Linked DNA regions of Homo sapiens: region 2 is linked to region 1. Evidence: chromatin contacts called from ENCODE Hi-C data. All regions are on one chromosome and are shown on one strand. The core of a region is the stretch at or near the end of the contact, and the rest is flanking DNA. Distances in the headings are between cores, read along the strand shown.

Region 1 (5,502 bases), core at 1,572-4,071:
GATAGGAGGTGGGGCTGGTCACCAGAAAGAAGAAGGTAGGGTTAGAAGGTTGGGACTCAGCCCTACTCTTGCCCTCTGGGAAGGGAGAGGGGCTGATGGTTGAGCTGATCGCCAATGGCTAATGATTAAATCATGCCTATGTGATGAAGCCTCCATAAAAACCCAAGAGGACAGGGTTCAGAGAGCTTCCGGGTAACGTGGAGGTTTCTAGAGGGCAGCGCACCTCCCTTCTACGGGGACAGAAGCTCCTGTGCTTGGGACCCTTCCAGAACGCTCCCTATGCATCTTCTCATCTGGCTGTTCATCTGTATCCTGTAAAATATGCCTTGTAATAAACCAGGAAATGTGTTTCTCTGAGTTCTGTATGCTGATCTAGCAAATTAATTGAACCCAAGGAGGGGGCTGTGGGAACCCCCAATGTTTAGCAGGTCAGTCAGAATCACAGGCCAAATAACCAGGGGCTTGCAGTTGGCATTGGAAACGGGGTTCAGTCTTGTGGGAACTGAGTCCTCGATCTGTGTGGTCAGGCGCTGTCTACAGGTAGATGCCGTCAGACTTGAATGAGAGGACACCCAGCTGGTGTCCGCTGCAGAACTGATTGCTTGCTTGTGGGTGGGGAGAAGTATTCTGTGTTGATTCTTGAGTGAGAGAACAGGAAAAGGACACTGCGCTTTTCCCCTAGATCCTCAGGGTGGCTGAATATACATATGGAATACGCTGTAGGAGGAGTTATGAATATCTGTGAGGGGAGCAACACCCAGTGTGCAGTTAGCTTCATGCCTCTTCATGGGTCACGTGTTCAAAAAATGTTGGGGTTAGCGTGATCGGAGGATGTGGTTTTCCTCCCTCTGACGTCAAAAGGTGAAGCAGAGGACACGAGAACCCTCACTGCACCGCCTCTGGAGACGGCCACGGCCACTGCAGGCTCTGTGGTCTCTTACCAGGAAGGGAAGCATTGCCTGGCCGTGGCCTCAGATGATTGGCTAAAGGCAATAGAAGAGTGAGATGTCTGTTCTTTTTTTCTAGAGCTGGTTTCTGTTTATTCTTTAGGAAGGCATTCCAGTGAAAGGGTATTAAGGAAGGGGCACACTGAGGCGAGTCTGACCTGTCCTGTCACGGCCAGGAACTCAGTTTTTAAGGTTTCTCTGAGGTCTCCTCGACCAAGAAGCGGTCCGCTCAGTTGGCAGGGGTTTTAGGATTTTCTTATGTACCTCAAGGGAGCAGTAAACATCACATCATAATTTTTTTTTTAACAAAAAAGCACAATATGCACTCAAAACAGTGTTTGAACATTTTAAAGAATACATATTATATACCTCTGTTAAATGAAAAACTTCAGCCAAATTAAATTTAAATGAGTTTAATTGAGCAATGAACGATTCACGAATTGGGCAGCCCCCAGAATCACAGCAGATTCAGAGGGACTCCAGGGATACCTCGTGGTCAGAACAAATCTATAGACAAAAAAGGGAAGTGACATATAGAAATTGGAGGTGAGTACAGAAACAGCTGGGTTGGTTGCAGCTCGGCATTTGCCTTATTTGGACACAGTTTGAACTCTCAGCAGTGTACGAGTGAAGTACGGCTGCTGGGATTGGCCAAGACTCAGGTACTGCCACAGGTGCAGACTCCCAAGTGAGGATGTCAGGGTTTCAGTCTTGTCTACCAATTAAGTTAGGTTGCAGTTCGTCCACAAGGACTCAAATAGAGAAGTATGGAGTCCTTCTCAGGCCATATTTAGTTTGCTTTAACAATTCCACCCTTTTGGTCATTTTCTCAATTTTGAGAGATTGACCAAAACTTTAGTCATTGATGTCACTATCACCATCGTAAATGTACTTATTTGGTCCTGAAACCCTCTGAGAAACAGTAGAACAGTGAGTTTTGCAAAGGTAGGAACAAGGACTGAGGGTACCTCCTTATGCTGGAACGTCCTGTTTATAGGGGAATCTGTTAGGATCTATGTGTTTCCTTAAAGTCTTAGTTTGATTATGTCACATTTAGCATGAGTGACTCCATTTTTGTTTGGCTTAGTCTGTTGGGACATAGTGCATGAGCTCAGTCCAAAACAATGGCCTCCCATAATTTTATTTTAATAAATTCCCCTTTCTGTCCAGGTTCTCACTTAGGTGAGTGTGGGCGGCAAGCCACCCAGCTGCCAAGGCAAGACCCCGAGGGCACAAGCTGTTCCAGTATAATAAAAAATATATATATAGAATAAGAATAGTTATACTAGGCCGGGCGCAGTGGCTTACGCCTATAATCCCAGCACTTTGGGAGGCCGAGGTGGGCAGATCATGAGGTCAGGAGATCGAGACCATCCTGGCTAACACGGTGAAACCCCGTCTCTACTAAAAATACAAAAAATTAGCCGGGCGTGGTGGCGTGCACCTGTAGTCCCAGCTACTCGGGAGGCTGAGGCAGGAGAATGGCATGAACCCGGGAGGCGGAGCTTGCAGTGAGCCGAGATTGCGCCACTGCCCTCCAGCCTGGGTGACAGAGCGAGACTCTGTCTCAAAAAACAAAAACAAAAACAAAACAAAACAAAACAAAAAGAATAGTTATACTAGAAATAGATTATAGATATGATTAGATATGACTATTATCAATCATTAGTTTGTGGCATTACTCTATTCCAATATTATAATAATCTTTGTTCTACAATTATAACCTAGGAAAAACCAGGCCATACAGAGATAGGAGCTGAAGGGACAGGGTGAGAAGTGACCAGAAGACGAGTGTGAGCCCTCTGTCACGCTCAGACAGGGCCACTAGAGGGCTCCCTGGTCTAGTGGTAATGACAGTGCCTGGGAAGGCACCTGTTACTTAGCCGACCAGGGAAGGGAGTCTCCCTTTGGCCAGGGGAGAGGGGCGGAGGGGTTAGAGAAGACTCTGCTCCACCATCTCTTGTGGAAGGCCTGACATCAGTCAGGCCCGCCCACAGCCATCCGGAGGCCTGACCATCTCCCTGTGATGCTGTGCTTCAGCGGTCACGCTCCTGTTTCACTTTCATGTTCCGCTCTGTACACCTGGCTCCATCTTCTAGATAGCAGTAGCAGAATTAGTGAAAGTGCTAAAGTCTTTGAAATGCATAGAAGAAATAATGACGTAGGCTGTCTCCTCTCTCTCTCCGCCTCGGCTACCAAACAGGGAAGGGCACCCTGTCCGGTGGACACGTGACTTGCGTGACCTGACCTATCATTGGAGATGACTCACACTCCTTACCCTGCCCCCTTGTCTTGTATCCAATAAGTAACAGGGCAGCCAGGCATTCGGGGCCACTACCAGTCTCCGTGTCTAGGTGGTAGTGGTCCCCTGGGCCCAGCTGTCTTTTCTTCTATCTCTTTGTCTTGTGTCCTTATTTCTGTGATCTCTCATCTCCGCAGGTGAGGAGAAAAACCCACAGGCCCAGTAGGGCTGGACCCTACAGGCGAGAGTGTGACCAAAACTTAGGGCCTTAGCACCACTCTCAGTTACCATCGTTTTGGGTTTCTGGTCTCAGCACGTCATTCATAGGTTACGGTGTCCTCATGGTCACACATTTCTTTCAGCTTCTGCCATTCCAGTTGAAGAGAGACCATTTGTTGTTCTAGAGATGGCTGCATGCAGACATTTAAAACCTTTGAGAGAATGCAGCGCACCAGGGAGACTATTATTATGATTACTGGGAGGATAATACCAAGAGTTTGCAGTATGCTCCTTACCCAGGGTCCCTATACACCAAACCACCCCAAATCAAATAGATCAGACAATGAGCTAGATAAGAGGCTACTCACTCAACTAAGTGGCCTTTTCATTAATCTCCCACAACTGAATCTCTATAATACCTGATGTATTTCTCCCTAGGCCACAGGTGCCAGCAGCTGCACAGGTACTACTTTTCTGTTTAGTCAATTCTATTATTTAGCATACCTTTCACAAGGGAATTGAAAGTCTGTTGTGTAACTATAGCCTTTACAGTAGAGTCTGCTATACAGCCTATCATGAGGGATACATTTCTGGTTATGGCCTCTTTTACTCTAAACCATGGAAAAGTGATGCCCTTCTGGAAGAGTAAAGCCCTCCTGGCAATGCCCTCTTTAACCCATAGTGTGGGTTAAGAGGAGTGAACCGATATTCTGTTTCTGACTGATTACAGGCAACATATGTCTCATTAAAGTTTCTCACCTACACTGGACCTTCATCTTTTATCTATCAAAGTATAAAGTTATCCGTGTATAAGGCTGGCTGCAAAATCCTTCACAAATGAAAGTATACCCCATAAGTGCACACAACAGATCGTCTTTTCATTTCTATTATTCATAGAGGCATAAGCAAGGAACAGATACTCAAAGATAAGAGTCTCATGGCCAGGCGTGGTGGTGCATGCCTGTAATCCCAGCACTTTGGGAGGCCGAGGTGGGCGGATCACCTGAGGTTAGAAGTTCAAAACCAGCCTGGCCAACTTGGCAAAAACCCATCTCTACTAAAAATACAAAAATTAGCTTGGTGTGGTGGCAGGCACCTGTAATACCAGCTACTCGGAAGGCTGAGGTATGAGAATCGCTTGAACCCAGGAGGCAGAGGTTGCAGTGAGCTGAGACTGCACCACCGCACTCCAGCCTGGGTGACAGAGCAAGACTCCATCTCCAAAAAAGAAAAAAAAAAGAGAGTCTCATGACAGTAGAAGTCTTGATCCACGATCTTAGCAAAAGCCGTTCACATCAAGGATGCCATCTTCTGGGGAGAGACTTCCTTGGCTTTACCTTAAAGGTTCCAATGGGTGTACAGTTCCAGGAGTGTGGATGGACCCTTCTCAGTTGTGAGATTATGAACCCAAGTTTCAAGATCCCTAAGTTTTGTTGCAGTGCGGATGGCAAGGACAGTCTTTCTCTGATGTTCTCAGAAGATCCAGTCTTCGGGTTCTAGAATGCAAAGGGTTTGACCTCAGTGAACCATAGAAAAATATACTGTAGCATAATAACCTACTGTTAAAACATCAGCCCTCTTAACATGCGAGAGCTTTTATACAACCCGGAAAACATGCATTGAAAATGACGATTGAATAAAATCCCTTTATAAAATATGTAAATAGCCCAGGGTTATAAACTATTTTAGCAATTTGTAAGTTATCACACACACACACACACACACACACACACACACACACACACATATACACTTTTTTTTTTTTGAGATGGAATCTCTGTCACCCAGGCTGGAGTGCAGCGGTGCAATCTCGGCTCACTCCAACCTCTGCCTCCCACACACCAATGTATTTAATTTGGATTACTTTATCTTTTCCATGATGAGTCACGAAATGCAGAACTTTTAATAACAAAAGCTTTAAGGACTCAGGAAGGACAAGGTGGCCGTCCTGGTTCTCCGTGAGTCCATACTTAATTAACATTAGACTTCAGTCCTCTTGAATCCCAGTTGCTTCTCCAAATTAGGTGCATTGCACGGATAACTGATGGGTTATCACAGGTAATTTGACTTAGACCATGGATTTCATTCAAATTG
Region 2 (4,942 bases), core at 321-2,820, 330 kb after region 1:
GCAAGGTGTAGAAAATTTTGTTTTTTTATTCCGAGTAAAGTCATTAAAAACCTGCCTTTGTAAGTATCTGTTTACATGATTTGGACTTCCTTTTGAAGCTCTTGCAAATGCTTACACTGGCAGATAAGTTGTTCACGGGAGTGTATTGGAATCTGGCTGATGTGGTCGTCAGGCATCAGAAGTGAGCGGCTCCCCCTCTCGCAGTCAGAGGCACAGCGGGTGGGTGGGCGTCTCTGCTGCAGCTCTGCCTGGCTGGGTCCTGGCCAGCAGACGAGGGGCTGGAAAGCCTCTGGGGTCGGCAGAATTGCTTCTCCTTCTAAGCTTCAGGTAGTTGTTCTAAAAAATGGGAGGGTCAGGGAATGCTGGGGTGCCGCCGTCCGTGTCCGCAGCAGCGCTCTTTTGGAGTTCCGTGTGTCTCCAGCTCCCCTCATCTTGAGGGGGAGGATGCCCCCGCCTTTCTAGGAGCTGTTGCCCGACTCCATTCAAAGAGCACGCGGGGGAGCTGCCGGGATTTCCACTTGGAGAGAATGGAGGCTCTGGCTGGCCAGATCAGTCGATGCCTGGTTCCCTGGCTTTGGCAGGCCGGGAAGATGCCCGTGCCTGTCACCTAATCGGGGCACCTCATCCTGTTTCATAAACCATGTGGCGTCAGGTGTTGCAGGCTCTGACACTAGTTAGATGCTGAGAGGAGGCACGGAGACCCCAGCCCCAAAGAAATAGGAATTGCCTGGAGGAAGAGAGCCCTTGTGGTCTGTCTGCGCACCCCTCCCAGGGTGCCCTGCTGTGGGGTGGCCGCTCTGGGCTGGGGGGCTGCTGCAGCCCTGGGCAGCCCAGCTTGAGCCTCCCTGGCAGGCAGCGGCCGTTCAGCCAGCCTGTGGCTGTCACAGGGTCCTGGGTGGGACTTTCCGGGGCAGTTCCACCTCTCCTGTGAGTTGTGGGAACAAGTCCCCACTGCAAGTGAGTGCCCAGGTGAAGGCCCTGCTGGCGCACGGCTGGACAAGCATGACAGTTGTCGCGGAGCCGCCCGAGCTGTTGGCTTCCCCGATGTTCCCCCTGTGCTCGAGCTAGGGGTTTGACTTTAGTCCTCAGCTGTCAGAGGCCGCCTCGGGTGCATCCACGCTGGCCCCCCCAGGTGTGCCCTGTGTGGCCGGCATGGAGGTGGCGGCGGCCATCAGGGTGTGGTTTTGTGACGTCTCAGGGTGTCCTTTCTTTCCTTCATGAGAAGAAGTTCTGCAGTGTCAGACACTTGGCAGAAACTTTGTTTCTCAAGGCAAAGCCCTTTAGAGACTTGGGAGCACATGAGGTGCGGTGTAGATTTGTCTTCATTTCTCTCAGCACGGGGTTGTCTTCAGGCTGCCAGAGCGTGACAGAAAGAACTTTCTAGAGACCACAGGGCTTCTCTCCCCTTCAGGCATTGACGTTCTGTTTAATATTTTAAAAATCTTTAAAAAGGGTTGCACTGTTTAAAAACGTGGAATATTCTCTTGTAGGCAGTGTGGAGGCCATGGTCGCTGAGGAAGGGCAGGAGGGAGGAGGCGTGGGAGCTGGTGCAGTCTGCGGCCCGGCGTGGCTGCGGTCACACAGAGGATGCGGTGAGACCTGGCAGCGAGGCTCGAGGCAGACAGACGCTCATGCAGGGCAGAGGGCAGGACCCGTGTTGGAGCCTGGGGAAGTGAAAGGATAATGAGGAAGACGGAGTGTGGTCACGAGGGGGCGGTGGCTGCTGGCGACACGCAGCAGTCACTCTGGCTGCAGCCTTGGGCCCCATGCCATTTGACTGGAACCTTCACTCTTCCCTCGCGAGTCTACCACGGGCGGGCCGGCTGGGCCAGGCTCCAGGGTCCCCCGACAGAGAGTCCCAGCCCCTGCGGGACCAGGTTGTGTTAGGGCCTGAGGCTGGTGGCAGTGGTGCATGGCTGATGGCCGCCGCAGGACACAAGAGGGTTTCGGGGGCGTGCCTGGGCTGACGTGTCTGTGGACACCTCTGCTGGGTCATTTCTGAGTCTCTGTAGCATGAGCTTGGTGGGCCATCCGGGAAGGTGTTCGCATTTCACCGTGTCTCTTTTCCAGCCTGGATTAACCCAGTCTCTCTCATCAGTGTCACTGACCGCGTCTCTTAAATGGCCCTCGTGTGCCCATGCTCCTTTGGGACCCCGAAGTGCAGTGCTGACTGGTGCTGGGATCGCAGGGCGTGCACACCCTGTGTGCTGTGGCCGTGTGCCTGGCCTCTGCCCGCCTGTGTCCTGCTGTATCGGTCAGCTTACCTTTCGCCCCAGACCTCTGTTGCCCTGAGCCTGGTGCAGGAGGGCCTGGAGTCTGTGCCGGCGAGCATCAGCGCGTCCCACTTCAGATGCTGGTTGCAGATTCTTCTCTCGTTTTCTGACACTCTGAGTCTCGTCATCTATATAAGGAAAGATCCAAGTATATTTGAGAAAAACTGTTTTAATACATTTCTATTTTCACCTCTTCCCCCTTCTTTTCATTAAGAAATTGGACACCTTGTGCTGTAAGCTGTCCGTCCATGTTACATAGTCAGAGGTGTATCCTTCTCGGGCCAAAAACCCCCAGCCCTTTCCCCTGGGTCCTGAGGAGGAAGGCAGCGAGCCCGCTTGGCGAGGCCCTTGAGCACTCAGCACCTTCTCCTACCATGTCCCACGCGGCTCTGTGAACGCAGGCATCCCTGTCTCCGTTGGGCGGATGTGGAGGCTGGTTGAGGTTCCTTGCAACGCTTGCCATCCTACGCATGATGCAGGGACCCCGGCCCTCCGCAGACAGCAGGAGCTGCCGAGCTCCGAGTGCTGGGCCAGCTTGCCTTGGGCTTCTGCAGCAGCGCCCTCCGGGTTCCCCTCCTCTCCTCCGACTCCACTGGCTTTTCACCACTGTCAGGTCTTCACGGGGGAGGCCTAGGCTGGGCGGGGACCGGTCTCCTTCCGCCACCACCTTCCACGACAGGCTCGATTCGTCCCTCGCATGCTGCCCTCCCAGCCTGGCCCTGCAGCAGACACTTCTGCCCTGGGCCCCGGTCTCAGTGACAGGTCCACATCTTCTCACCGTCTCTCCTCGGACATCCAGGAGGCCCCTCAGACTTAAGTACCAAACAAGACTTGGATTCTCCCCTCGCCTCCAGTGTACCCCTCCCTCAGTCTGCCACATCTCAGGAAGGGATGTCCCTGTCCCTTCTGCTTGAGCCCACACCCTCTGATACTCCACGTCAGCAAGCTCCTGGGCTCGGCCTTCAAAATCCCTGAGTTTACACTTTCTCACCCCCATTGCTGCAGCCTGCCCTCGTCCCCATCTCTTGCCTGGAGCACCACAGAGCCTCCAGCTGCCCCTGCCCTGCCCTGTCCATGCACCTGCCAGAGTGAGCAGCGCCATCCTAGCCGCCCCTGCTCTTTGCCCCATGGCTTTCTGCCTTGGACTGGGCTCTGCGGGGCAGGGCTGCCAGTTTGGGGTTTGCATGTTGATTTTGTACATCCAGCATCTCAGGATGGCTCGCCACGTCATGGGGGCTCAGCAGATGCTTTGCCAAGTGAGTGGGAGCGTTCTCAGCTTGCGTTTGCCATGCACCGCCTGTCCCTGTGGGCAGAGCAGTTCATAACCCCGTAACCAACCCATGGGTATGCCAGACACCGCCAAGGGGGCTGCCAGGAGGGGTCGGAGCTCAGGGGCCAGACTGAGGGAGACAGGAGGCTCAGAGACCAGGGTTTAGCTGCACGGGAGGTCATTTTGAGACAGTCGCTGAGTCTTGGTTCATATGAGGAAACGTTTCCCTGGGCGTGAACTCCAGCCTCATCTCCAGCCCTCATCTCCAGCCCTCATCTCCAGCCTCATCTCCAGCCCTCATCTCCAGCCCTCATCTCCAGCCCTCATCTCCAGCCTCATCTCCAGCCCTCATCTCCAGCCTCATCTCCAGCCCTCATCTTCAGCCCTCATCTCCAGCCTCATCTCCAGCCTCATCTCCAGCCTCATCTCCAGCCCTCATCTCCAGCCTCATCTCCAGCCTCATCTCCATCCCTCATCTCCAGCCCTCATCTCCAGCCTCATCTCCAGCCCTCATCTCCAGCCTCATCTCCAGCCCTCATCTCCAGCCCTCATCTCCAGCCTCATCTCCAGCCCTCATCTCCAGCCTCATCTCCAGCCCTCATCTCCAGCCTCATCTCCAGCCCTCATCTCCAGCCTCATCTCCAGCCCTCATCTCCAGCCCTCATCTCCAGCCCTCATCTCCAGCCCTCATCTCCAGCCTCATCTCCAGCCCTCATCTCCAGCCTCATCTCCAGCCCTCATCTCCAGCCCTCATCTCCAGCCTCATCTCCAGCCTCATCTCCAGCACGGGATGAGCTCCTGGTGGCCAGCTGTGTTACGCCAGTCCCTGTCCAGAACCTCTCAGCACAGCTGACTTTTACACTCATCTTTCCTTGCGGGGGGTTGGCACTGACACATTGGAAACCTGAGTCACGAATGTCGGCCTGGATGCCTGGCAGCCTGCCACCTGTCTGCGTGCTGGAGGGCCCTTGGCTTCTGAGACTGGGCGAGCTGAGGAGGGCAAAGGCCTGTGTGGTGTTTGTCCCAACAGAGGGTTATGGTGTGACAAGGAGGAGCATCCCAAAGTCAGATGGCCCCTACTGCTGTCCCAGGAGGACACTACTTTGGGCTCAAAAGTTGTCAGAATATATTATCTTAGGCTCCGCCAAGGATATGAAATGAATATTAGCTGCTGCTGCTTTGAAAGGCTGTCATTTTGGTTTTTGCCCTGGTTCAGTTCCTTCTGATTTTATTCAAGGTTGAAAAGCTCCTTGGAACACACACACACACACACACACACACACACACACACACACACACACTTTAAAGGGAGAAGCGCAGGTCTGTGTCTCAGCCCCAGGTGTGCTGCCCTCCCCGCAGACCGTGGTGGCTGCTCTGCCAGGCGAGGTTGCACGTGGGA

The links. Hi-C counts contacts between places; a loop is a spot of excess contacts on that map. Pooled maps may share reads with other maps.
Region 2: a pooled map shows a loop between it and region 1 (5-fold over the local background). The contact joins two enhancer-like sites. A Hi-C loop is called at or near these places in 20 of 37 single-sample maps with no recorded cell type and 6 of 50 pooled maps.

Annotation. Positions count from the first base shown.
Region 1 is chr4:3,044,795-3,050,296 of GRCh38, forward strand. It overlaps HTT-AS. Among named protein-coding and RNA genes, the nearest start is that of HTT, 27 kb to the right of the region's middle. RefSeq lists an enhancer at 2,916-3,275. Within about 2 kb of position 2,822, at least 14 of the 41 ENCODE cell types and tissues checked have a DNase peak (open chromatin) inside an H3K27ac peak, as active enhancers do.
Region 2 is chr4:3,371,450-3,376,391 of GRCh38, forward strand. The region is part of intron 3 of RGS12 (regulator of G protein signaling 12); the gene reads left to right. Among named protein-coding and RNA genes, the nearest start is that of HGFAC, 68 kb to the right of the region's middle. RefSeq lists enhancers at 1,353-2,281, 1,489-1,538. Within about 2 kb of position 1,571, at least 7 of the 41 ENCODE cell types and tissues checked have a DNase peak (open chromatin) inside an H3K27ac peak, as active enhancers do.